Regions from separate parts of the Homo sapiens genome. Here region 1 is linked to region 2. A link is an interaction called in ENCODE POLR2A ChIA-PET data of the cell type or tissue named here. Cell type or tissue: OCI-LY7. All regions are shown on one strand. Links, peaks and the distances in the headings refer to the core of each region. The heading gives the core; the rest is flanking DNA.

The links. Peaks named below come from ENCODE experiments on the same cell type or tissue, not always from the same donor. Only the 100,000 strongest peaks of a DNase experiment are listed, where the experiment ranks them.
Region 1: POLR2A ChIA-PET joins it to region 2 with 6 read pairs; 2 of 35 experiments call an interaction of 5 or more read pairs at or near these places.

What each region holds. Positions count from the first base shown.
Region 1 is chr16:26,609,160-26,621,540 of GRCh38, forward strand. No RefSeq gene overlaps it. Among named protein-coding and RNA genes, the nearest start is that of LINC02195, 20 kb to the left of the region's middle. In OCI-LY7, for the core only: no CTCF peak of the experiment used is centred there; a DNase peak (open chromatin) is centred at 5,472.
Region 2 is chr16:26,380,045-26,392,425 of GRCh38, forward strand. No RefSeq gene overlaps it. Among named protein-coding and RNA genes, the nearest start is that of LINC02195, 210 kb to the right of the region's middle. In OCI-LY7, for the core only: no CTCF peak of the experiment used is centred there; no DNase peak of the experiment used is centred there.

The DNA of each region.
Region 1 (12,381 bases), core at 3,515-8,514, 230 kb after region 2:
GGTGGATTCTAGCTGGCTTCTTTACTGCAACCTGTTTTATCAGCAAGGTCTTTATGACCTGTATCTTGTGCCAACCTCCTATCTCATCCTGTGACTTAGAATGCCTTAACCATCTGGGAATCCAACCCAGTAAGTCTCAGCCTCATTTTACCCAGACCCTACTCAAGATGGAGTTGCTCTGGTTCAAACGCCTCTGACAATACCCTCTACTTGGTGGTGGAGTCAGGGTGTGAACCCATGTTGGGTAACCAATCAGAAAGGACTTCATTACAGCCCAGTGCTGTCCCAAGGAAGCCTGGCTGCTTGATTCCTGGACTCCCCACTTAGGGGTCCCACATCCTGGTCAGCTGTCCCCAAGCTGAGCACCCACCACTGCGACCACTGCTGGCCCCTGGCTCACTTCAGGTCCAACCCCTGTAACCCCCTTGGCCTTGAGAGTAGTGCTCTGACCACCGCCAAAGTCTTTCTCTTACCAAAGAATCCAGCCAAGGAATCAGCCTGCCTGATACTCTCGTCTCCTACCCTGAAGGCAAAACAAAGATGAGGTTTATATTTTTCTAATGCCCCTTCTAAACCCTTGGACCTTGAAGTTCGAAGGACCTATCTCAAGGTGAATGCCAATTTCTTCTTCATTTCAGCACTTTCCAGAATGATTTTTTCTTCTCTAAAATCCATTTTGATCTCCCGCTCAATGCAGAGCACCTTAGAAGAACAACAAAAGGGCCTCAGATTCTTTATCTACATCATGCAGTCTCGCCTGAAGGTAGAAAAGATGCAGAGGAATGGAACACGGATGGAGCCCAGGACATTATTTGTTTTTTTTTTTTTTTAATGAACTAGCTTGTTGTCAAAAGAAGGCAAGATATGAGGATTTTGGATATGTGGGTTTCGCTCATTCAGTGCAATTAGCTTTTTTTTTTTTTGTAACAGGGTCTCACTCTGTCACCTAGGCTGGAGTCCAGTGGTATAATCATAGCTCATTGCAGCCTCGAATTCCCAGGTTCAAGTGATCCCCCAACCTCAGCATCCCAAGTAGCTGGGAAGACAGGTGCATGCCACCACACCTGGCTAATTAAAAAATTTTTTTGTAGACATGAGGTCTCACTATGTTGCCCAGGCTGACCTTGAACTCCTGGCCTCAAGCAGTCCTTCTGCCTCAGTCTTCCAAAGTGCTGGAATTACAGGCATGAGCCACTGCATCTGGCCAACAACCTCTCTTAACTTCTCTTTCTTCGTGGGATTGGGATAATTAAAATAATTAGACAAATTATACAGGTGGCACTCCATCCTGGGGCCACCAGCAACATCAGACTAATCCTAGCTTCAAGAAGTCAACACATCAAATTCACTTGGAAAGAAGGATGCCCATGTTCTTGACATTGGCATGACTTCTTCATGGCTGCTGCTTTCGAGCCATCTGAGAAGGGATCTTTGCCTAGGGTGCTTAATCAGGGCACCCCCAAAACTGAAAACCAGTGAGTTATGACAGTGGCTGCTCATTTCAGCCTTTCCTATGATGCCCTGCCTCAGGGTTTCTCAGACACAACACTGTTAGCATCTGGGGCTGGGTTATGTTTTGTTACAGCAAGCTGTCCTGTGAGTTGCAGGATGCTTAGCAGCTTCCCTGGCCTCTACCCATTTGATGCCAGTAACAACACCTGCTACCCAATTGTGACAACCAAATCTCTCGCCACATTGCCAACTCTTTCCCCTGGAGGGCAGAATCACCTCCTATTGAGAACTCCTGTTCTGAGCAGAAAGGGGTGAGCATGGTCCTCTTCCTCACCAGGATTGCCCCCTATCCCAGAACCTCTGTATCTCAAAGATAACCCCAGTTCTCAGTCATGCCCCTCATCTCCTTGGGGCTCAGCCCACAGTGGCCAACAAGTACCACATGCTGTCTCCATATCCACATCTTACTCTCTGAGAGCCCACCTCCCAACTTCCTCCTATCCACTTCCTCATCTCCATTCAAGCACCCCAGCCCACCTTTCCATCAGGGAGCTCAAGATTCTGAAATCCAGCGGACGCCATCTGGGACACTCATTGCTGACACACATCCACTTCTCTTGCTCTCTGATCCCTTAGCAACCAATGGCCCACATGGATTCACATGCCTTTGATTTGTGATTTCAAAAGTATCCACTCTTCAAAAGCCTCTGGTGAATAACATTTGTTATATATAACAATACATATATAAATAATAACAATAACTACATATATTTATGTAGATATGTATTTATGTAGTTATTGTAATAAATATATAACATATATATGTTATATATTTGTGTTTATATTTAAATATTTTTAATTACATATAAACATATTTATGTTTACATTTAACATAAATATATTTTTTATTACATATAAACATATATTTATGTTTACATTTAACATAAATATATTTTTATAAATATAAACATAAATATATGTAGTTTTTGTTATAAATATATAAATGTAAAAAATATATAAGTGTAATAAATGTAAATAACATTTCTTATGCCTTTTTGTTGAACACCTACTATGTGCCCAACGTTTTAGATACCTAATGTCATTTAAGCTTTGAGCAAACTTACAAACACAGACCCATGGGCACTTCCTAGCATTTCATTATACCATGTAGGTTCACCAGCATATATTTTTTAGATCTCATTTCAGCAAAATGTAAGATTCTAGGGGCAAAAAGTGCAAAGTTGTTCCCCACCACGTTGTGAAGCTCAGGGCTAAACTTGCCTTTTCTTTTGTTTAAAACACTTTTTTTTTTTTTTTTTTGAGATGGGTCTCACTCTGTCACCCAGGCTGGAGTGCAGTGGCACGATCTCGGCTCACTGCAACTCTTCCTCCTGGGTTCAAGTGATTCTCCTGCCTCAGCCTCCCAAGTAGCTGGGACTACAAGTGCATGCCATCATGCCCAGCTAACTTTTTGTATTTTTAGTAGAGACGGGGTTTCACCATGTTGTCCAGGCTCATAAAACACTTTTTTATTCTGATCTCTCCATTTGTGTAACTTTTTTCCTACTTTCTATGCCTCATCTTCAAGGTAGCTTCCTCAAGAAGGCCTCCCTTACTCTCCAAACTAGGCCAGCATATACTTTGGGATAAATTTGGCTGCGAATAACAGAACTCTAAATCACTAAGCGATAAAGAAAATAAATTTGTAAATTACGTTATTTTAAAAGCCCAGCAGTATGGTCAGCTTCAGGTAAAGTTTGATCCAGCAGGTAAGCAATATAACTGAGACATAGCTCTTTCCCTCTGTTTCCCAGGCTTGCTTCACATCTATCTATTCCATTTACAACAGGCTTTCCCTTCGGGTCATAAGATGACAGTCAAGAGTTCCCTTGCCTAACTTCTTCCAGATGTAAGTCCAACAAAATAGACAATTTCCACTTTTTCAGTGTTTCAAATATCCTCAAAGTAAATCTGGTTGGCCTCTATGACCAGACTTGCATAATGTGTTAATCTCCAAACAAATCACTATGGTTATAGCCAAGAAGAGCTTACCTGTGGGGTTGAAAAGGAGGATCAACACCCTCAAAACCACAAGGCTGGGAAATTTAAGGTGCTGCTAAAAAAGGGGGGAGATGAAATAAATTCTGAACAGGTGACAAGTATCCATTAGAATCTCACCTTTTTTTTTTTTTTTTTTTTTTTTTTGACAGGATCACACTCTGTTACCTAGGCCAGAGTGCAGGTGTGCAAACACAGCTCACTGCAGCCTCAACCTTCTGGGCTTAAGTGATCCTCCCACCTCAGCCTCCCAAGTAGCTAGGACAACAGGCATGCACCACCACACCTGGCTAAATTTTGTATTCTTTGTAGAGACAGGGTTTTGCCATATTGCCCAGGCTTGTCTTGAACTCCTGGGCTCAAGCAGTCATCCCGCCTTGGCATCCCAAAGTGCTGGGATTACAGGCATGAGTAATTACCAGTCTAGAGGCTCACTTCTTGATTTCAACTTTCTAAATACTGACTGACCCTCAGCTGTGACTCCTTGTTCCATGCAGGAGTCCTCCACCAGAATGTAATACCCATGAAGTCGAGGACTGAATCCCTCTCCTGTGCCGTATACCATCCCTTATACCTAGCACAGTGCCTGGAACATACTGAGTGCTCAATAACCACCGGTCTAATGAATTCATAAAAAGGCAAGTGAGTAAATGAATGAATCTGCTGACTGGATGTGATCTGTGATGTCTCGGGGCCTGTTGCAGGGGGTAAGAAAGAGGTGAAGCTGGTAGATCCAGGAGTCTGCAAATCCCTGCTTAAACCAGATCGACACATCGCATACCTGTTTTGCATTTTGGAGGGCTCTTCTTAAGATTTCATTGCTAAAAGGGTTTCATTGCTTTGAAAAAAGATATCTTTGAAAACCATTGCTGTAATGCGAAAAGCAAGGCTTTGAAATCTGAAAACCTTGGGTGAAATCCCACGTTTTACTGCGTTTTATGTCAAAAAAATGCAAATTCACTACCGTGGTCTACAAGGCCTTGTGTGCTGGCCACTACCTACCTCCAGGCCATTCCCACAGCCACATAGCCACAGGACTTCCTTTCATGTCCTTGGGTTTCTCAAGGTCCTTCCCCTCTCACACCCTGTGCACACTGCCGGGAACGCTGTCCTCCACTCCTGCTCCCAATGCTTTATATGACTGGCTGCCTCTCCATTTCTACTCATCTGCCCAATAGCTTCTCAGAGAAGCTATCTGGAACATTCTGTCTAATGTAAATATTCACCTATTTTCTACCTTTTCAGCCCCGTGATGTTTGCTTCACAACTTTATTTTCATTAGTTTTTTCATTGCATTTTTAGCTCCCCAAGTACGATATGTCACCCCACAAGGGCAGAGGTAGTATCTGTCTTGGTTGCCACTGTGTCTCCAATGCCTAGAATGCTTTCAGGCATAATTTTGCATCAATACTCGTTGAATAAATGAGAATAGTTACATGACGTCAATAGGAACCTACCTGAACCTCCGTTTCCTCGTCTCTAAGTTGGGGATGATACAAATTACCTCTCAGAAAGTGGTAATTATTAATTAAGCGGGATCCTGTCTGCAATGCCTCTGGCACTGGAGGGCCACGTTAGCATTCACTGCCTGATTTCCTGCCTGCCTGCCAACTCTAGGCTCAGCAGCCTCAGCCTGGGGAGCCTCACTTGGAACTAAATTACATCTAAACCCAGAGCCATCCTTTAGCTGTGAAGCTGACAGGGGCTTGCAATCCTGCCTGTCAGCCTTAAGCTGCCACACATCTGAACACACAAACTGAAAAATTAATGTCCCTGGAAGGCATTGTCTCCCTTCCCATAGACACCACTGACCTTGCCTCTCTGCACAGCAGCGGAAGCCGGAGCTCCTGCTTTCACTGTCTGGGTGAAAGCCTCAGCACTGCAGGGCTGGCAGGAAACAGGAAAGAGGCTAGCATTCTCCTTGCATCTGAGGGCAACGGCAGGACTTAGTGTCTGGGCTGAGAACTCATTAAGTCAGTACGGGAACTGGCAGGCACATTTGAGGTGAGAGCAAAGGCTCAGGCGACCTCCACATTCAGTGTTAGAGTCTGTAACCCATCTCTCTGGGACATCAGCAGGCCAGCTCCAGACAGGGCCAGATGGGAGTCACAGGCTGGGAAGAAAGGGGCTCAAGGAGTGCACCAGAGTGAGGGAGAGAACACCATTAGACCGTGACTGTAATCTTGTAGATTCTTAAGAGCAACAGGCTCTTTCACGGCCTTGCAGGCAGACCAACAGACAATCCACTGCAGTCCTTCCAGCATGATGGCAGAGGTAAGCTCAGCATTTTATGATAGACCTTGGTTTTGGCTTGGACCATTCCTAGGGACCTAGACTTATCATCTGCTTCTTCCTTCTTTTGTCATCTGAGACCAGTGTTCTAAAACTGGCCACCCAGAATGTGGTCTGCAGATGAGCAGCAGTGACAGAACCCTTGGATGTTTGCTAAAAAGCAGAGTCTCAGGCTGCACCCCAGAACTGCCACTCAGAATTGCATTTCAACAGGGGACTTGCATGTGTGTTGAAGTTTAGGGGGCTTTCTGTGAGCTGCAGGGATGGTTAATTTTATGTGTCAACTTGACTGGGCAATGGGGTGCCCAGCTGGTTGACATTATTTCTAGGTGTGTCTGTGAGGGAGTTTCCAGAAGAAATTAGTGTTTGAATCAGTGGATTGAGTTAAGCAGATCTCAATGTGCATAAGCGTCATCTGATCCATGGAGGACCTGAATAAAATAAAAAGGTGTAGGAAGGTTGGGGTTGCTCTTAGCCTGGCATCTTGAGCTGGAACATCAATCTTCTGCCCTGAGTGCTTCTGTCTTTCAGGCCTTTGGACTTTGACTGAAATCTGCAACACTAGTCCTCTGGCTCCTGCTCCCAGGCCTCCTTCAAACCACAGTACCAGCTCTTCTGGGTCTCCAGCTTCCAGATGGCAGGTTGTGGGACTTCTCAGCTTTTATAATTGCTTGAACCAGGCCAGGCACAGTGGCTCATGCCTGTCATCCCAGCGATTTGGGAGGCTGAAGCAGGCAGATCATTTGAGGTCAGGAGTTTGACACCAGCCTGGCCAACATGGTGAAGCCCCATCCCTACTAAAAATACAAAAATTAGCTGGGCGTGGTGGTGAGTGCCTGGAATCCCAGCTACTTGGGAGGCTGAGGCAGAAGAATGGCTTGAACCCGGGAGGTAGAGATTGCGGTGAGCCGAGATTGCAACACTGCACTCCAGCCTGGGTAACAATATAATATATAATAATATATTATATTATTATAAAAATAATAATGAAATAAAAAATAAAATAATTGTTTGAACAAATACCTTATAATGTACAGACATATACCTTCTATTGGCTCTGTTCCTCTGGAGAACCACAGCTGTGGCTTTACAACCCAATGGTGTTGTCCATTGTGACATGTGTTTTGTAGTAATCCGTTCTCACACTGCTATAAAGAACTGCCACAGACTGGATAACTAATAAAGAAAAGAGACTTAATTGACTCACAGTTCCACAGGTTTTACAGGAGCCATGGCTGGGGAGGCCTCAGGAAACTTATCATGGTGGAAGGGTGAAGGGGAAGGAAGCACACTTCACATGCTGGCAGGAGAAAGAAAGCAAAGAGGGAAGTGCGACACACTTTTAAACAACCATATCTTGTGAGAACTCACTGTCACGAGAACAGCAAGGGGGAAATCCACCTCCATGATTCAGTCACTGCCCACCAGGTCCCTCCTCCAACATGTGAGCATTACAATTAAACACATGATTTGGGTGGGAACCCAGAGCCAAACCATATCATGGTGTGAGGGTGTGTGCAATGCAGTGGTTATAAGCTTGGGATTTAGGGTGGAAAAACGAGCACTTGTATTCCAGCTCTGCCATGCTGGTGGACTCTGACCTCTCTCCAAACCTTAGCTTTCCTGAAAACGTGAAAGACAAGAGAACTCCTGGCCAGGCACAGTGGCTCATGCCTGAAATCCCAGCACTTTGGGAGGCTGAGGTGGGCGGATCTTGAGGTCAGGAGTTCCAGACCAGCCTGACCGACATGGTGAAACCTCGTCTCTCTTAAAAATACAAAAATTAGCCAGGTGGGTGGTGCATGTCTGTAATCCCAGCTACTCAGGAGGCTGAGGCAGGAGAATCACTTGAACCTGGGAGATGGAGGTTGCAGTGAGCCGAGATCGCACCACTGCACTCCAGTCTGGGCGACAGAGTGAGATTCTCTCTCAAAAAAAAACAAAACAAAACAAAAATGAAAATAAAAAAAAATAAAAAGACTCCTTTCTGGGACTGTTGGGAGGATGAAACCAGCCAATAGAAGGAATGACTCATTCATCACAGCACCTGCCACATGCTGGGTGCCTTGTGCCTATTATTATCATTTTTATTAATTTTTTTATTTCCATAGGTTATTAGGAAACAGGTGGGGTTTGGTTACATAAGTAAGTTCCTTAGTGGTGATTTGTAAGATTTTGGTGCCCCCATCACCCAAGCAGTATACACTGACCCAATTAGTGGTCTTTTATCCCTCACCCCCTTCCCACCCTTTCCCCCTGAGTCCCCAAAGTTCATTGTGTCTTTCTTATACCTTTGCATCCTCATAACTTAGCTCCCACATGTGAGTGAGAACATACAATGTTTGTTTTCCCATTCCTGTGTTACTTCACTTAGAATAATACTCTCCAATCTCATCCAGGTCACTGCAAATGCCGTTAATTCATTCCTTTTTATGGCTGAGTAGTATTCCGTCCGTATATATACCACAGTTTCTTTATCTACTCATCGATTGATGGGCATTTGGATTGGTTCCACATTTTCGCAACTGCAAATTGTGCTGTTACAAACTTGCCTGTGCAAGTATCTTTTTTGTGTAATGTCTTCTTTCTTTCTGGGTAGATACCCAGTAGTGGGATTGCTGGATCAAATGGTAGTTCCACTTTCAGTTCTTTAAAGAATCTCCACACTGTTTTCCACAGTGGTTGTACTAGTTTACATTCCTATCAGCAGTGTAGAAATGTTCCCTGTTCTCCACATCCATGCTCACATCTATTATTTTTTGAGATTTTATTATGGCCCTTCTTGCAGGAGTAAGGTGGTATCACATTGTGGTTTTGATTTGCATTTCCCTGATCATTAGCGATGTTGAGCATTTTTTCATATGTTTATTGGCCACTTGTATATCTTCTGTTGAGATTGTCTATTCATGTCCTTAGCCCACTTTTTGATAGGATTGTTTGTTTTTTTCTTGCTAATTTGTTTGAGTTCACATTGTAGATTCTGGAAATTAGTCCTTTGTCAGATGTATAGATTGTGAAGATTTTCTCCCACTCTGTGGGTTGTCTGTTTACTTTGCTGACTGTTCCTTTTGCCATGCAAAAGCTCTTTAGTTTAATTAAGTCACAGCTATTTATCTTTGTTTTTACTGCATTTGCTTTTGGGTTATTGGTTATGAAATCATTACCTAAGCCCATGTCTAGAAGGGTTTTTCCAATGTTATCTTCTAGAATTTTTATATTTTTAGGTCTTAGGTTTCAGTCCTTGATCCATCTAGAGTTGATTTTTGTATAAGGTGAGAGAAGAAGATCCAGTTTTATTCGCCTACATGTGGCTTGCCAATTATCCCAGCACCATTTGTTGAATAGGTTGTCATTTCCCCATTTTATGCTTTTGTTTGCTTTGTCGAAGATCAGTTGGCTGTAAGTATTTGGGTTTATTCCTGGGTTCTCTATTCTGTTCCATTGGTCTAGTGCCTATTTTTATGCCAGTACCATGTTGTTTTGGTGCTTTATAATATAGTTTGAAATCAGGTAATTTGATGCCTCCAGATTTGTTCTTGCTTAGTCTTGCTTTAGCTATGTGGGCTCTTTTTTGATTCCATATGTATTTTAGGATTGCTTTTTCTAGTTCTCTGAAGAATGATGGTGTTATTTTGGTAGGAATTGCATGCAATTTGTAGATTGCTTTTGGCAGTATAGGCATTTTTACAATATCAGTTCTACCTGTCCATGAGCATGGGATGTGTTTCCATTCGTTTGTGTCATCTACCATCTCTTTCAGCAGTGTTTTGTAGTTTTCCTTGTAGAGGTCTTTCACCTCCTTGGTTAGGTATATTCCTAAGTATCTTTTTTGTCAGCTATTGTAAAAGGGGTTGGGTTCTTGATTTGATTCTCAGCTTGGTCACTGTTGGTGTATGGAAGAGTTACTAATTTGTGTACATTAATTTTGTATTTGGGAACTTTGATAAATTATTTTATCAGCTCTAGGAGCTTTATGGAGGAGGTTTTAGGTTTTTCTAGGTAAACAATCACATCATCAGCAAATTGTGACAGTTTGACTTCCTCTTTACTGATTTGGATGCCCTTTATTTCTTCCTCTTGTCTGATTGCTCTGACCAGGACTTCCAGTGCTATGTTGAAGGGGAGTGGTGAGACTAGGCGTCCTTGTCTTGTTCCAGTTCTCAGAGGGAATGCTTTCAACTTTTCCCCATTCAGTATTATGTTGGCTGTAGGTTCGTCATAGATGGTGTTTATTACATTAAGGCATGTCCCTTGTATGCCAATTTTGCTGAGAGTTTTAATCGTAGAGATGCGGGATTTTGTCTAACGATTCTTCTGCATCTACTGAGATGGTCATGCGATTTTTGGTTTTGATTCTGTTTATGTGGTGTATCACATTTATTGACTTGCATTTGTTAAACCATCCCTATATCACTGGTATGAAACCCACTTGATCATGGTGGATTATCTTTTGGATATGTTGTTTGATTTGGTTAGCTAGTATTTTGTTAAAGATTTTAGCATATATGTTCATCAGGGACATTGGTCTGTAGTTTTCTTTTTTACTTATGTCCTTTCCTGGTTTTGGTATTAGGGTGATACTGGCCTTATAGAATTATTTAGGGAGGGTTTCCTCTTTCTCTATCTTGTGGAATAGTGTCAATAGAATTGGTACCAATTCTTCTTTGAATGTCTGGTAGAATTCTGCTGTGAATCTGTCTGGTCCTGGACTTTATTTGTTGGTAATTTTTTTATTACCATTTCAATCTTGCTACTTGTTATTGGTCCATTCAGAGTATCTAATTCTTCCTGATTTAAGCTAGAAAGATTGTATGTTTTCTAGTTTATGTGCATAAAGGTGTTCATAGTAGCCTTGAATGATCTTTTGTATTTCTGTGGTGTCAGTTTTAATATCTCCCATTTCATTTCTAATTGAGCCTATTTGGATTTTCTGCCTCCTTTTCTTGGTTAACCTTGCTAATGGTCTATCAATTTATTTATCTTTTCAAAGAACCAGCTTTTTGTTTCATTTATCTTTTGTATTTTTTGTTTGTTTGTTTGTTTGTTTGTTTCAATTTCATTTAGTTCTGCTTTGATCTTGGTTATTTCCTTTCTTCCACTTGGTTTGGGTTGGGTTTGTTCTTGTTTCCCTAGTTCCTTGAGTGTGACCTTAAATTATCTATTTGTGCTCTTTCAGACTCTTTGATGTAGACTTTTAGGGCTATGAAGTTTCCTCTTAGCACCACATTTGCTATATCTCAAAGGTTTTGATAGCTTGTGTAACTATTGTCATTTCAGTTCAAATAATTTTTTAATTTCCATCTTCATTTCATTTTTGACTCAATGATCATTCAGAAGCAGGTTATTTAATTTCCACATATTTGCATGGTTTTGAAGGTTCCTTTTGGAGTTGATTTCCAGTTTTATTCCACTGTGGTCTGAGAGAGTGCTTGATATAATTTCAATTTTCTTGAGTTTATTGAAGCTAGTTTCGTGGCCTATCATATGGTCTATCTTGGAGAAAGTTCCATGCACTGTTGAATAGACTGTCTAGTCTGTGGTTGTTGGGTAGAATGTTCTGTAAACATCTGTTAAGTTCATTTGTTCAAGGGTATAGTTTAAATCTATTGTTTCTTTGTTGACTTTCTGTCTTGATGACCTGTTTAGTGCTGTCAGTGGAGTATTGAAGTCCCCCACTATTATTGTGTTGCTGTCTATCTCATTTCTTAGGCCTATTACTAATTGTTGTATAAATTTGGAAGCCCCAGTGTTAGGTGCATATATTTTTAGGATTGTGATATTTTCCTGTTGGCCTTGTGCCTATTATTAATTATTGTTACAGCTACTGAATTGCTTCTAGTAACAAAGTATCCATGTTTGTGAATTACTTACTCCCTCTTTTCTTTATTGAAAACTTTGAGCAGATTCAAGTTAACCTTATACTAGGTGCATTCCCACCTGCATTGGGAGGAACACTGCAGGAGGAAAGTGTGGACACAGAGAGAGGAACCTGGAGCTGCAGCTCTCTCCACCCTCCCTGAACTGCCACTCCTGATGATCCGGGAGAAACTCAGCACTTTCATAGAATAACAGAGCTGTGTTTTTTTCTAACTACAAATGGGGTCACGGTTTTTTCACAGTCTGAATCCCACCATGGTAGAGTGCTGGACAACTGAAAGTCCTCTGTTGTATGTATTGCAGAAAAAACACAGCCGGAAATCATTGATTTAGTCCAAAGTTAAGCAGCCCTGAGAGTGGACAGGATCCAAGCGGATGGTCATTCTGGATCTGCATGAGGGCAGGAAAAGGTGACAGAGAAGAAGGAAAGAGGGACAGGACACAGGACAGGAGCCAGAGGGCACCACATATGGGATGTGGACAGCCCTGGGGCTCAGGTTAGAACTGGGATTGAGGTCTGGCACAGTGGCTCATGCCTGTAATCCTGGCACTTTGGGAGGCCGAGGCAGGCAGATCACCTGAGGTCAGGAGTTTGAGACCTGCCTGACCAACATGGTGAAACCCTGTCTCTACTAAAAATATAAAAACTGGCTTGACGTGGTGTTGTGTGCCTATAATCCCAGCTACCTGGGAAGCTGAGGC
Region 2 (12,381 bases), core at 4,937-9,936:
CATCCAGCCAGTACTTCCCATCACTCACTATGCACTGAGCATGTTGGATGCATGGAACAATTGAACAGACATGGGTTCTGCCTTCTTGGAGTTCAAAGACTGCACCTGAAATTAAAGGTGGGATAGCTGATGCTTTATTCATGGGTTAACTCTTCATAGAGAGAAATAAGCACCTTACTGCGTCCTTTACCCTGAAAACCCACCTTGGAGAGTCTCTTGGCACGGCCAACCCAAGTTGGTCCAGCCCTGAGCAACTGGAGAAAGAAGCAGATTTAGCTTCAGAAGGTAGGTGGAGACTGTTGGAGCAGCCCAGGCTTGGGGCAGTGGGATAGTCTGAGGCGTTGTTCCTACTTGAGGTTTCCCCAGTTGCCTTACGGGTAGTCACTTATCACACTCCTGGGGATAGGTAACATTCTATGGTGTGTGTGAGCTTGCTGTGCTTGTGTGGGATGCCATTGCAAAGTCCATCTAAGCCCAGGTCAAGGAAGGTGCAGGGGTCCTCGATGGAAACAATTGTCAGCTCATTATGGAAACTACTCTGGGGACAAGGGCCAAATGGAAATGATGAGGATTCTCTGTGCCAGGCCAGCTTTCTCTCTAGCAGTCCCTCCCTGAGCTGTCTGAGATACAGGCTTACCAGTGCTCAGATCTCTATTGGTGAGAATCAGGGGCTTGCCTCCCCTCCAAATTTGTCACCAGCATTGTCTTCACTCTATGATGAATAATTACAGCAATGATAAATAGTATTAATGATAGTAATAAACTCTGTTTATTGACGCCCTTCTACCGCTAGTCACTTTGTATTACTTCCTTGAATCTCAAGCTTGGCACTGCCTCTTCTTGCAGGTGACACCATGGAGCATCAGGAATGAGAATGTGCAGGAAACAATATGATGAATTAATTGAGTGCTTGCTACATGTCAGGCACCACGCTTACTGCTTTAGATTGCTAGATCTTTCAACAAACCTATCACTTAGGCAGCATTAGTAGCCCCATTGTGTCAAAGGACTGAGTTTTAGAAAGGTTGAGTAGCACAGCGAAGGTCACACAGACAAGGACACGGCAGAGCAGACATTGAATGCAGCAGCCTGGCCTCAGAGCCTATCCACACAATAACTACACTACACCGCCAGTAACATGCCAGTCTAGAACGTTCTGCAGGAGGACTAAGCTAAGGCCATCAACAGCTTTGACATTTTGTGCAGAAAGTCAGTGCCATGGCAGGGCCCAGAATTCCACTGAGAAAGGAAAGTCTGCCTTACATAGAAGCAGTGATTCTTTGGGGCTTCTAAAGGATGCCTGGGCTCCAGTTCTCTGCCTTTCTGGGAGACACAAGGACATGGATCACATACAAAGTGAGTTTGGTCATCCAGACCACCTTCCTGTTCCCTGCATTCCTCCAGGAAATGATGCTGATTGGCAGTTAGGGCAGAGAGTGGGCTAAGCAACTGAGCACTGGCTAGTAGGTCAGCACCTAGGAGGGGCTGCCCTTGACAATGCTGTGAGCGTGGTGTAAATCCTGAGAAAGCTAGACCTGGTGAACTTCTTTTTCAAAACTGAAGGCTGCACGTTCATTTCTATTTTGTGGCATGCAAAGCAGGTTCACATTCATTAGCTCATTGAATTTGAACCTCAAAAAATAAGTCCTGGTAAGCAAGCAAAGCAGAAACTATTATCCCCAACTCCAGTGGGCAGATATTGTCATTCCCATGCTATAGATAAAGAGAGTGGATTTTGATGTGCTGAGGTCATTGGTCCAAGGTCACACAGTTCTGTAGTGATGGACCAGCAGTCTCTGTAGTCCAAAGTTTACATTGCAAAGCATTAGACCCCACTGGCTCCCTACAACAAATACCTTCCCATTGTTGGCTCCATGCGCTGCACCTGCTTCCTCCTGTGTCCTCAGTAGCTGTCACCATATAAGTAAGACACATAGTAGTTGCTCAGTGTGTTCATTCAATGTATTGATGGATGGATGAGTGGGTGGATTTTCTGCCTCAAGATACAATCATGACTTAGATGACATAATAATGGAGTGAGTCTGCCTCTACCTACTAAGATCTAGTAAAAATCCATCAGCTGCTGCCCTGAAGTTTGTACAGGTACCATAGCAGTCTAAATGCATTGACTTCTCTGTACTCACCCTAAAATTCTCTCTCCTTCATTATTAATATTTTTTCTTTTTTTGAAAAATAACTACGCACTATGTAATTTAATTTCAGTAAACCCATAGGAAGCGCCTATTATCATCCCTATTTCATAGATGAGAAAATTGAGGCCCAGAGAGGTGAAGTAACTTTCCCAGGTTCACACTGTTGCTCAGTGGCAGAGCTGAGATCCTAATTATGATCTGTCTGTTGCTGAAGATCACAGTCCTAGTCAGGTTATACTGATTTTCTGCCAACAGTGGTTCTATCGAGATTGTTCAGAGGAGCATAGGGTGTTTGCAGCTTCAGGGAGCCTGACCATACAAAGCTCACCTTGTAAAATCAACCCTTGCAACTTCCACCTTCCCCCACACCAATAAAGGAGGAGGAAGCCAGCAGAGAGATCTTGCTTTGCTTGTCAAGAAGCTTCGGATTAGAAAGCTAGTTAACAATTCATCTAAAATGAGCAGAGGATTCCAAGCATATCCAAATTAATATTTATAGAGGGAATGCTTGCTCAGACCCAATTATTCTGAGGGCCTAGAAGCTGAGCACAAGTGGTGCATAAAGGGAGGGAGTACGGATGCCAGGGGAAGCTAGCCCTGGGGACTGTTGCCAGGATGCTGTTAGGTGCCAAACATGGGGCATCAGTGAGGCCTGGGGAGTGAACAAGCAGGTGTCTCACCCCACAACTGTTTATTTACAGCTAAGCACTAGGCTTCACCATAGCTTTAATTCTCCTCTTCAGCACAGGATATGGGCAGAGCTCACCTTTGCAGAGGCCTACAGTGATTGGGCAATAAGGAAATTTGTAGATGGGCCAGATGGAGACTCTGGAATCTGGGGATAAGGCACCACCACTTCTGGCCTCCTGTTCATAACTGCCAGGGGGAACAGAGGCCTGGCCTGGTTTGCCAGATTTCTTTGTATAGAAAATTCAAATGTTAATATAAAATCTCCATAGCAGCAAATTGTCATTTTCAAATAGTGAGAGGGTCCAACAAAGCATGCCCACGTCAGTTTTGGCCCCCACACTGCCGCAGGTCAGAACCTCTGGTCTAGAGGCTGGAGTCTGAAATTATTTCCACTGGCTTTGACGAAGTCCTGCCATTTTTGCCGTATAGAATTCTTCCAGCACTGGCTTAATATCAATCCATCTTTGATGGTATTTCTCCAGGTTCTAGCCTACTCAGCCCATTACAATCATAGAACCTGGAGTTCCCTTTAAAACTCTCTACCCACCACTGAAAGGAAGAAAAAATAGTCTCAGTTATTATTCCCAAGACTTTAATGTCACCATGAGAATATTCTCCCTCCAGCCGCCTACTCAATGACACTCATTTATAGGTCTCTGATCTCTAAATCTCTCTCCTATTCCTCTTCCACATAACACCAGTGGGAACTTTAGAAAATTCAAATCTGATTGTATGATTCTTCTGTTCAAAACCCTTCAAAGACTCCCCATTGCCTTCCTGAAAAAGATCAGCCTCCTTAGAATGGTGGTTAAAGTCCTACACGATCTGGCCGTAGGATGTCTCTTCCACTTTATCTCCTACCACCTCTAGCCTTGCAGTCTATAACAATGAGAAATGTTTATTTGAAAGCAACAGAAAATGTCTCTGAGTAACCGAAGCAGAGTAGGAAACCACTGTCTTCCAGCTCTAACCATCACCATCGTCAGTTGCCTGGATCTTAGCTTCTCCAATTGCCCAATTCAGTCTGTTTTCAATATAATAGAGAGATCATTTTAACCTTGAACCAATCTATGTTTCTCTCCTGCTTAAAACCTTCCAAGGACTTCCTATTTCACCAAGAATAAAAATGAAATCTTTATCACGATTTACAATAACTAACATTTATTGAGTACTTACATACCAGACACTTTTCTAAGCACTTGAGCTTGACATATCTTAATATGTCAAACCACTTTGTGGGGTAGGTTTTGTAAGTAGCCTCATTCAATGGATGAAAACACTGAGGCATCGAGAGGTCTGTTACTTTGACCAGCGGCTCATAGCTGGAAGGTAGTGAATTTGAAAAGATAGGCTGACTCCAGAGCCCAAGATTTCATCCACTAAACTGCACTCATATGCTGCCTGTTGTTTTCTGACATCATGCCCTTTCACTCTGCTCCAGACTAACTAATCTCATTACTGTTCTTCAAATGTGTTGTGTTCATTTCAACCTCAGCGTCTTTGATCCTCCTATTTCTCTACCTAGAAATCCTTCCAGGCAACTCTATATGGCTCCTCCCTGGACTTTCTGTCTTGACTAGCACCTCTCCTCCTCTAAGAGGTTATCTCCCTAAACCACATCCGTTTTCTCCAAAGCACTAAGTCAATGGAAAGGTGGGGAGGGGAGTAGTTTGAAAAGGGCAGGAACCAAAGAGCTTTGGGAGATCCTTGTGGTAGGTGCCAATGGAGTTACTCCAGGTTGCTCACTAGAATGAATTAGCTCTTTTAAGGTTTCCATCTTTAATAAGCGAAGTCCAAGGAGAGATAAATTCCTGTTGGCATACTCTTGATCATGTATCTCATTCTTGGCTAAGGTAGAGTGAGGCATCTTTTTTGACAACCAGGGCAACTGATACCTTGGTTCAAGTTGGAGAAAAATGCCCTTTCCCTGAAATAGGCACAGCTCTCCACCAGGATGCATGGTTGGTGAACAGAACCAGGGCAGGATTTCAGCCCTCAAATCAGCCTTGGTCAGTCATGTTTGTGCAGTGCTCAACCTGCACAACCACATGTGGCCACTTAGCTAGGACTGCTCACAGATGAGAAAGAGGTAATTCCCCTAATGGGAGCCAGGGATATCACTAAAATAATAATAATAATAATAAAGATATATACTGAGTAGCAAAAAAAAAAGTCACTAATGAACAACAGATATTCTCAACCAGTAGTTCTCAATTCAGATTACTCACTAGAATCGCCTGATGAAATTTACATATATTCGGATTCTAAAGTCCTACCCAAAACCAAAGTAAATTAGTTCTGGAGGTGGCACCTAAGAATTAACACTTTAAAAAGCATTGCTAATGATTCCAATTTGCTGCCAAGTTTGAAAACCAACGCTCTAAACTCTACCTCCACTGAATGCTGTAGTTTCTTAACTGGATTTTAGTATGTATTGTTTTCATGCCATTGTTCCGGCCATCATCATTCCCTAGAATGCTTACAAATGCTACACATACACACAAACACACACACACACACACACACACACACTCACACACCACACCTTTGTTGCGATAACTCCTGCTGACATCCTGAAGGAAGCTTACCTGACCTGCACTGCTCCACTCCCACTCTTCTTGATCACTGCACACTCCACAACTTACTGTCTGTCAAAATACCCATATATCCCTCCCTCTAAACTAGGAACTCTCTGAAAACAGGCTCTGGGCCAGATTCACAATAGACCTAAAGATCTCACCCTAGAGACCTAATCCTGAAACCCATGGACTTGTGATTGTTGCCCTAACATCTCTCCATTTCCTGCCAACACCACACCCCAGCCTGAGCTGATTCAAGGTTTTAGGTGTCCCATCAGCACCATGGTTTCTTCAATCCAGAATCCACATTTCTACTTGATTGTGAAAATCTGTGTTTCTCAGAAATCTTGATAGTTCAGACTCCCTGGATTTGTGTTCTGGGCTGCATTGGACTGCCTTTTGAACTTTATTTTTATTTTTTGCTTTTTTAAAATATCTTTTGCCCTTTGAATTAGTAAATGTGGACTAGTGCTTCTTTTTGCCTGCAATAAAGCCATCCACCCACTCTGTCTCAGTTAAAATTCCTGGGTCACCTCTTCACTTCACTCCTTTCTCTCCAGTGTTTTTCAACTTTCCCTGCAGCCTAAGCTATATCCTTAAAGAAAGAAAACAAAACCCTTTTACATTCTTCCTGCCTTTCATCTCCCTAAGACTCGGACTTCTGCTATCTGCCAGCCTCACTCTGCTTTCCCTGAGAAAAGCAGCCAGGACTTGAATTAGAAGGATGGTCCAAAGAAAGGATTTTGCCTGATGTATGCATGCAGTTTTTCCTTGATGTGCTAGAGACAAATGAGGGAAGGATTTCATACAGAGCTTCTGTCTCTGCTGGGTGTCAACAGCTGCTCCTGAGTCAACAGAGCAATGGTGTGTATCTGGACTGAAGAGAACAAAGGTTGCTTAAATTGTTTTCCATCCCCTCTGAAACCAATAAGTGCTACTCCACTGCTTAGCGCAATTGAGTTCCTGAACGGTGGTGCAGCAGGGTGTCAAATCAAATCTTAATTCTGTCAAATGCTGGCTTGATGAGCTTACAGAAGCAGGTGCAAGGCCAATAGGGGAGAGGTCAGGGGGTCCTATTCCAACTGGCTATGCCAGGGGCCCCAGTGAGACACTCTTCTCCAGGAGAAAGGACAGCCATTCCACTAAATATTTGAGATCTTAGAGATACTTTCCAGTGGGTTTAATATGGCCGTGAGCCAAAGCACATGCCACATCTGACTTTATGATAAAGTTCAACAAGACAGGTAGGAATCAAAACACATGGGGTTGATGAAATGTTAAAAGGAGGGAGGGATGGATGGTCATGAAATGGTTACTGAGGGTTACACCCTAGAGAGATATCAGTGAATAAGATCAAAGATCCCTGCATTTAAGGGGCTGGCGTTCTAGGCGTCGTCTCCCTCCAATTCACTCTAGAGAAGCACAACTCTTGAAAGATGAAAAGCTTTCAAGAGATACCAAAGGACAAAAGATAAAAGGACAGATCCCATTCTCTCAGAGGTATTGAAAAATCCAGCCTTTCTGGCAGACTGATTTTTTTTTTTTGTTGTTTGAGACAGGGTCTCAGTCTGTTGCCCAGGCTGGATTGCAGTACAATCTCCATCTCCCAGGCTCAAGCGATTATCCTGTTTCAGCCTCCTGAGTAGCTGGGGTTACAGGCGTGTGCCACCATTCTCAGCTAATTTGTGTATCTTTAGTAGAGTTGGGGTTTTGCCATGTTGGCCAGGATGGTCTTGAACTCCTGACCTCAAATGATCAAAACCCCACATGACACTGGGCATCTATCCCTCCCTCCTTTTATCATTTCATCAACTCCATGTGCATTGATTCCTACCTGCCCTGTTGAACTTTATCATAAAGTCAGATGTGGCACGTGCTTTGGCTCATGGCCATATTAAACCTACTGGAAAGTATCACATGTCCATCTCTGAAACATGTTTTGTTGGAGCTATTAAGAAAGAAAAATTATCCACTGGGGTTGTTAAACAGAGAGAATGGGAACTTGAAACTGCTGGGCCCATCCTTCTGGCTCATAAGAAAAGCCTGCTTCAGGGGAAAGCCCAGGCAAGAGATGAAAGAGTGACATTGTTTGTATCTCTGTATTCTTTTGTTGTTGTTTTTGAGATGGAGTCTCCTCTGTCACCCAGGCTGGAGTGCAGTGGCACTATCTCAGCTCACTGCAACCTCCACCTCCCAGGTTCAAGTGATTTTCCTGCCTCAGTCTCCCTTGTAGCTGGGATTATAGGCACACACCACCATGCCTGGCTAATTTTTGTATTTTTATTAGAGACAGGGTTTTACCATGTTGGCCAGGCAGGTCTCGAACTCCTGACCTCAAGTGATTCACCCACCTTGGCTCCCAAAGTGCTGGAATTACAGGCATGAGCCACTGCTCCCGGACCGTATTCTTTTTACAGATTTATTAAATTAGAATAGACATACTATAGCTGTGTTATTTAAAATGTATTATTGGCCCGGAGTGGTGGGTAATGCCTGTAATCCCAGCACTTTGGGAGGCCAAGGCAGGTGGATTATTTGAGGTCAGGAGTTGGAGACCAGCCTGGCCAACATGATGAAACCCAGTCTGTACTAAAAATACAAAATTTAACTGGCATGGTGGCGCACACTGTAATTTCAGCTACTCGGAAGGCTGAGGCAGGAGAATCGCATGACCCAGGAGGTGGAGGTTGCAGTGAGCTGAGATTGTGCCACTGCACTCCAGCCTGGGTGACAGAGTGAGACTCCATCTCAAAAAATAAATAAATATAAATAAAGTGTATAATGACGTGACTTTGAATATATGCATATACCAGTAAAACCATCACCGTAATCAAGTTAATGAACATAAACATCATCTTTGAAGGTTTTCTTGAGTCATTTTGTAATCCCTACCATTCCCGAGCAGCCTGTTTTGTCACTATAGTATAATCTGCATTTTCTATAATTTTATAGCATGCACTCTTTTTTTTATTTTTGATCTGGCATCTTTAGCGCAGGATAAGTATTTTAAGTGTTCTCCATGTTGTTGTGTGTTTCACAGGTTCATGCCTTGATCACGGTCAAGTCTTTTTGTGGCATTGGCCTTTATTTATCTTGGGGAAATACCTGGGGATGGAATAATTGGGTCATATGATAAATGTACATTTATCTTTTAATGGAACTGGCAAATTGTTTTTCATAAGCATTGCATGTCATATGACTTTATATCCTTACCCTTCGTGTATGAATTCTGCTTGCTCCACATCACCTGATATGGCTAGTCTTTTTATTTTAATTTTAGCTATTCCAGCGGTTGTATCTCATTACAGTTTTGATTTTAGTTTCCATAATGACTAACGATGAGGATATTTTCATGTGTTTATTTGGCATCCACATATCTTCTTCGGTGAACTATCTGCCAAATCTTTTGCCCATTACTTTACCGGATTGTTTGTTTTTTTTGGTATTGAATTCTGAGACTTCTTTATCAGAGCTAGATACAGGTCTTTTGTCAAATATATGCTTTGCAAATATTTCCTGCCAGTTTGTCATTTGCCTTTTGATTTTTGTTTTTGAAGAACAAAAAATTTTAATTTTAATAAAATCCAATTTATTGGTATTGCTTCTTTTATACTTTTTGGTGTTTGTGTTTTATTTAGGAAGTCTTTGCCAAACTTAAGGTCACTGAGATTTTCTTCCATGATTTATTCTAGAAGTTTTAGATTTTATCTCTTACATTTAAATCCATAACCCATTTTGAGTTATGTTTTATATATTGTATGATGTAAGTGTTGAGGTTCTTTCTTTCTTACTTTTTCTCCCCATTTCTTCCTTCTTTCCTAATCAATTACTATTGAAAATATGATTCTTTCCCCCACTGAATTGCACTGGCACTTTTGTGAAAATCTGCTGACCTTATATGCGTGGATCTATTTATTTCTGGACTCTACAGTCCATTCTGTTGATCAATGTATCTGTCTTTACACCAATGCCAGTATTTTGTTTCCTCTAGTTCCTCCAGCTTTTTTTTTTTTTTTTTTTTTTTTTAACATGGAGTCTCAATCTGTCACCCAGGCTGGAGTGTGGTCACATGATCTCGGCTCACTGCAACCTCCGCCTCCTGCGTTCAAGCGATTCTCCTGCCTCAGCCACCAGAGTAGCTGGGACTACAGGTGCGTGCCACCATGCCCGGCTAATTTTTTATATTTTTAGTAGAGATGGGATTTCACCATGTTAGCCAGGATGGTCTCGATCTCCTGACCTCGTGATCCTCCTCCTGCCTCGGCCTCCCAGAGTGCTGGGATTACAGGCATAAGCCACCCCGCCCGGCCAGATTCCTCTAGCTTAAAACTAAGTCTTGAAATCAGATATTATAAGCTATCCAACTCTGTTCCTCAAACTTGTTTTGGCTATTGTAAGCCCTTTGCATTTCCATATAAATTTTAGAATCAGCTTGTAAAGTACCACAAAAAATAGCCTGCTGGAATTTTTATTTGAGTTTGAGGCGAATAGGCAACTTCTTAATAATACTGAATTTTCTGCTCTACGAACACAGTATATCTTTCTAATTTTGTAGGTCTCTTTAATTTATACTGTCTATCTATATAATCTTCAGTGTACAGGCATTGTATATTTTTATCAAAATTATCCCTATGTATTTCTGTCTTTAAATTTTCAGTAACTTATAGCATATAAAAATAACATAAATCTTATATCTGTACATTTACAACACTCCTTTGAATCCATCTATTGATGTGGGTCCTTTGTAAGTCTTCATTTTCTGGTTTTGCTCAATTGCTCTGTTGAGCATTCTCATCTCTGTCTCTACTTGCCATGGTCTCAGTCCTTTTACTGGCCCTTTGCATGGCATTCTTATTCCCATTTTTCATGGCCTCATCATAAAAGCCCAGCTCATCCTGAACTTGTCACTTGGAACTTGCTCTGACCACTGATTTATAAACACCTAGTGCTGACTCCCACCCAAAGCACATAGAAATTTACTTTGCTCTTTCAAGAGGGACAAGCTCATCTGCAGCAGATACATTGGTTTAGCTCAACCTCTGCCCATACCTGATCATTCATCTATTCCCTAGACATTTGCAGTCCAACAGTTTTTTTTTAACCTGGTTCCCAGATTATCCCAGGTATGAAGCATAGTTTGTGACGCCCTGGATTTTGTCAGAATAAAAAAAAAATTGGAATTCTTCCACATTCTCTATGACAATGATTGTGGGGAGGGCTTCCTGGTGTAATATAAGTCATAGAAGCGACAAATCAAAGACCATTCAATATTACAAATATCCAGTTAGAAATAAGTGGGAGGAGGGAGGCCCATTCACAATAGTCATAAAACCTATAAAATATCTATGAATAAATTTAGCAAGCATGGTACTTATCTGAATAAAACTATAAAATTTTATTAAAGAGCATAAAACGTGATCTGAATTAATGGAGAGACATAGCATGCTACCGAATGGGATGACTTTGTATCATAAATTATCTACTCTTTCCAGTCTAATAAAACTATTTACCAACATTTCTATCAGAATTCTTACATTTTATACTTTTAATATTTTCTTTTTCTCTTGAATAATTTTTAGAGAAATGGAACAAAATAAGATCATTAAAGAACAAATTTGGAATGATTTCCATACAATTTTTGGAAAAGAAGAATGATGGGGAAGGAATTGTCCTACCACCCATATAAAAACATACTCTGAAGATGCTCTAGTCAAAACAGTATTGTTATTAAAATAGAGAGATAACAGATATTACAGTAAAAAGCAATAGAGTATGCAGAAATACATCCTTGTATATAAATAAACATATGACAAATGTAACATTTCAATTTAAATTAGAAATGAAAGGTTCATTTAATAAAAGTTTCTAGCATAATAGGCCACCCATCTGGGAAGACACAAAGCTAAATTCTTCCTATAAAAAACACAAAGAATGAACTCAAAGTGCTGAAAATTTTAAAATTAAAATAATACATAATAAAGTATGAATACACACTTACTGACAATATTTATCAGATTTCAGATTGAAGAAGCACTTCTTAAATAACAAAGAGCACTTCAGAAACCACCAACGTGACTATTAGAAAATAAATGAAGGTAAAGGATAGTAGTATAAAATCAAAAGACAAATAAGAGACTGGAAAAATAGAAATTTGAGGCATTGCAAATAAAAGTTAATGTTTATATCAGATGATTCAGAAATGTTAAGGAAAAAGTTAAGCACCTCTTTGAGAAATCACGAACAAAGAATATCAACAGAGTATTTGTAAAGATGCTGGTAACTGCTCTATAACATCTGAATATCCATAGCTGAATACATTAAGTTTCTGTATCCCTTCTAGGAAGACTAAAATAGATCTTCTTATGTAGTAGGTGATCATTAATATACATTCCCATACTCTTTCCTATTTTAGCTCTGCCCTTCTCCAGGAGTTCAGAGTCCTCTGAATTAAGTTGGCACTTGGGAGACAGAAATAAAAATCACAGATGGGAGGATTTGAGGGGATAGGTCTGAGAGTAAAGAAGCCCATGACTTTTGTTTGCATTACATTGGACAGAAATCAGTCACATGATCATACTCTCCTGAAAAGGAGGCTGGGAAGTGTAGTTCTGTTAACATGCTCAAGAAGAGGAAATGGGATTTGATGACCCACTGGAAGACTCTGCTATAATTTGGCAATTCAGAGGAGCAGATATCAGTGACCAATAAACATACAGTAGGAGGCTCAAAATTAGTATTCAGGAAAAGAAAATTAAAATGTCACCTCTTATTCAACAAACTGGAAAAAAATTAAAAGTGATAACACAAATTTGGCAAGGAGATAAAGGAAAGGGATACTTTATGTATTTCTAGTAGAAATAAGAAATGCTATAGCCTTTTAGGAAAGCAGTCTGATAATATTGATTGCATTTTTTAAAATCACATATATCTTCAAACTTGGAAATCCTACTTCAGGTATC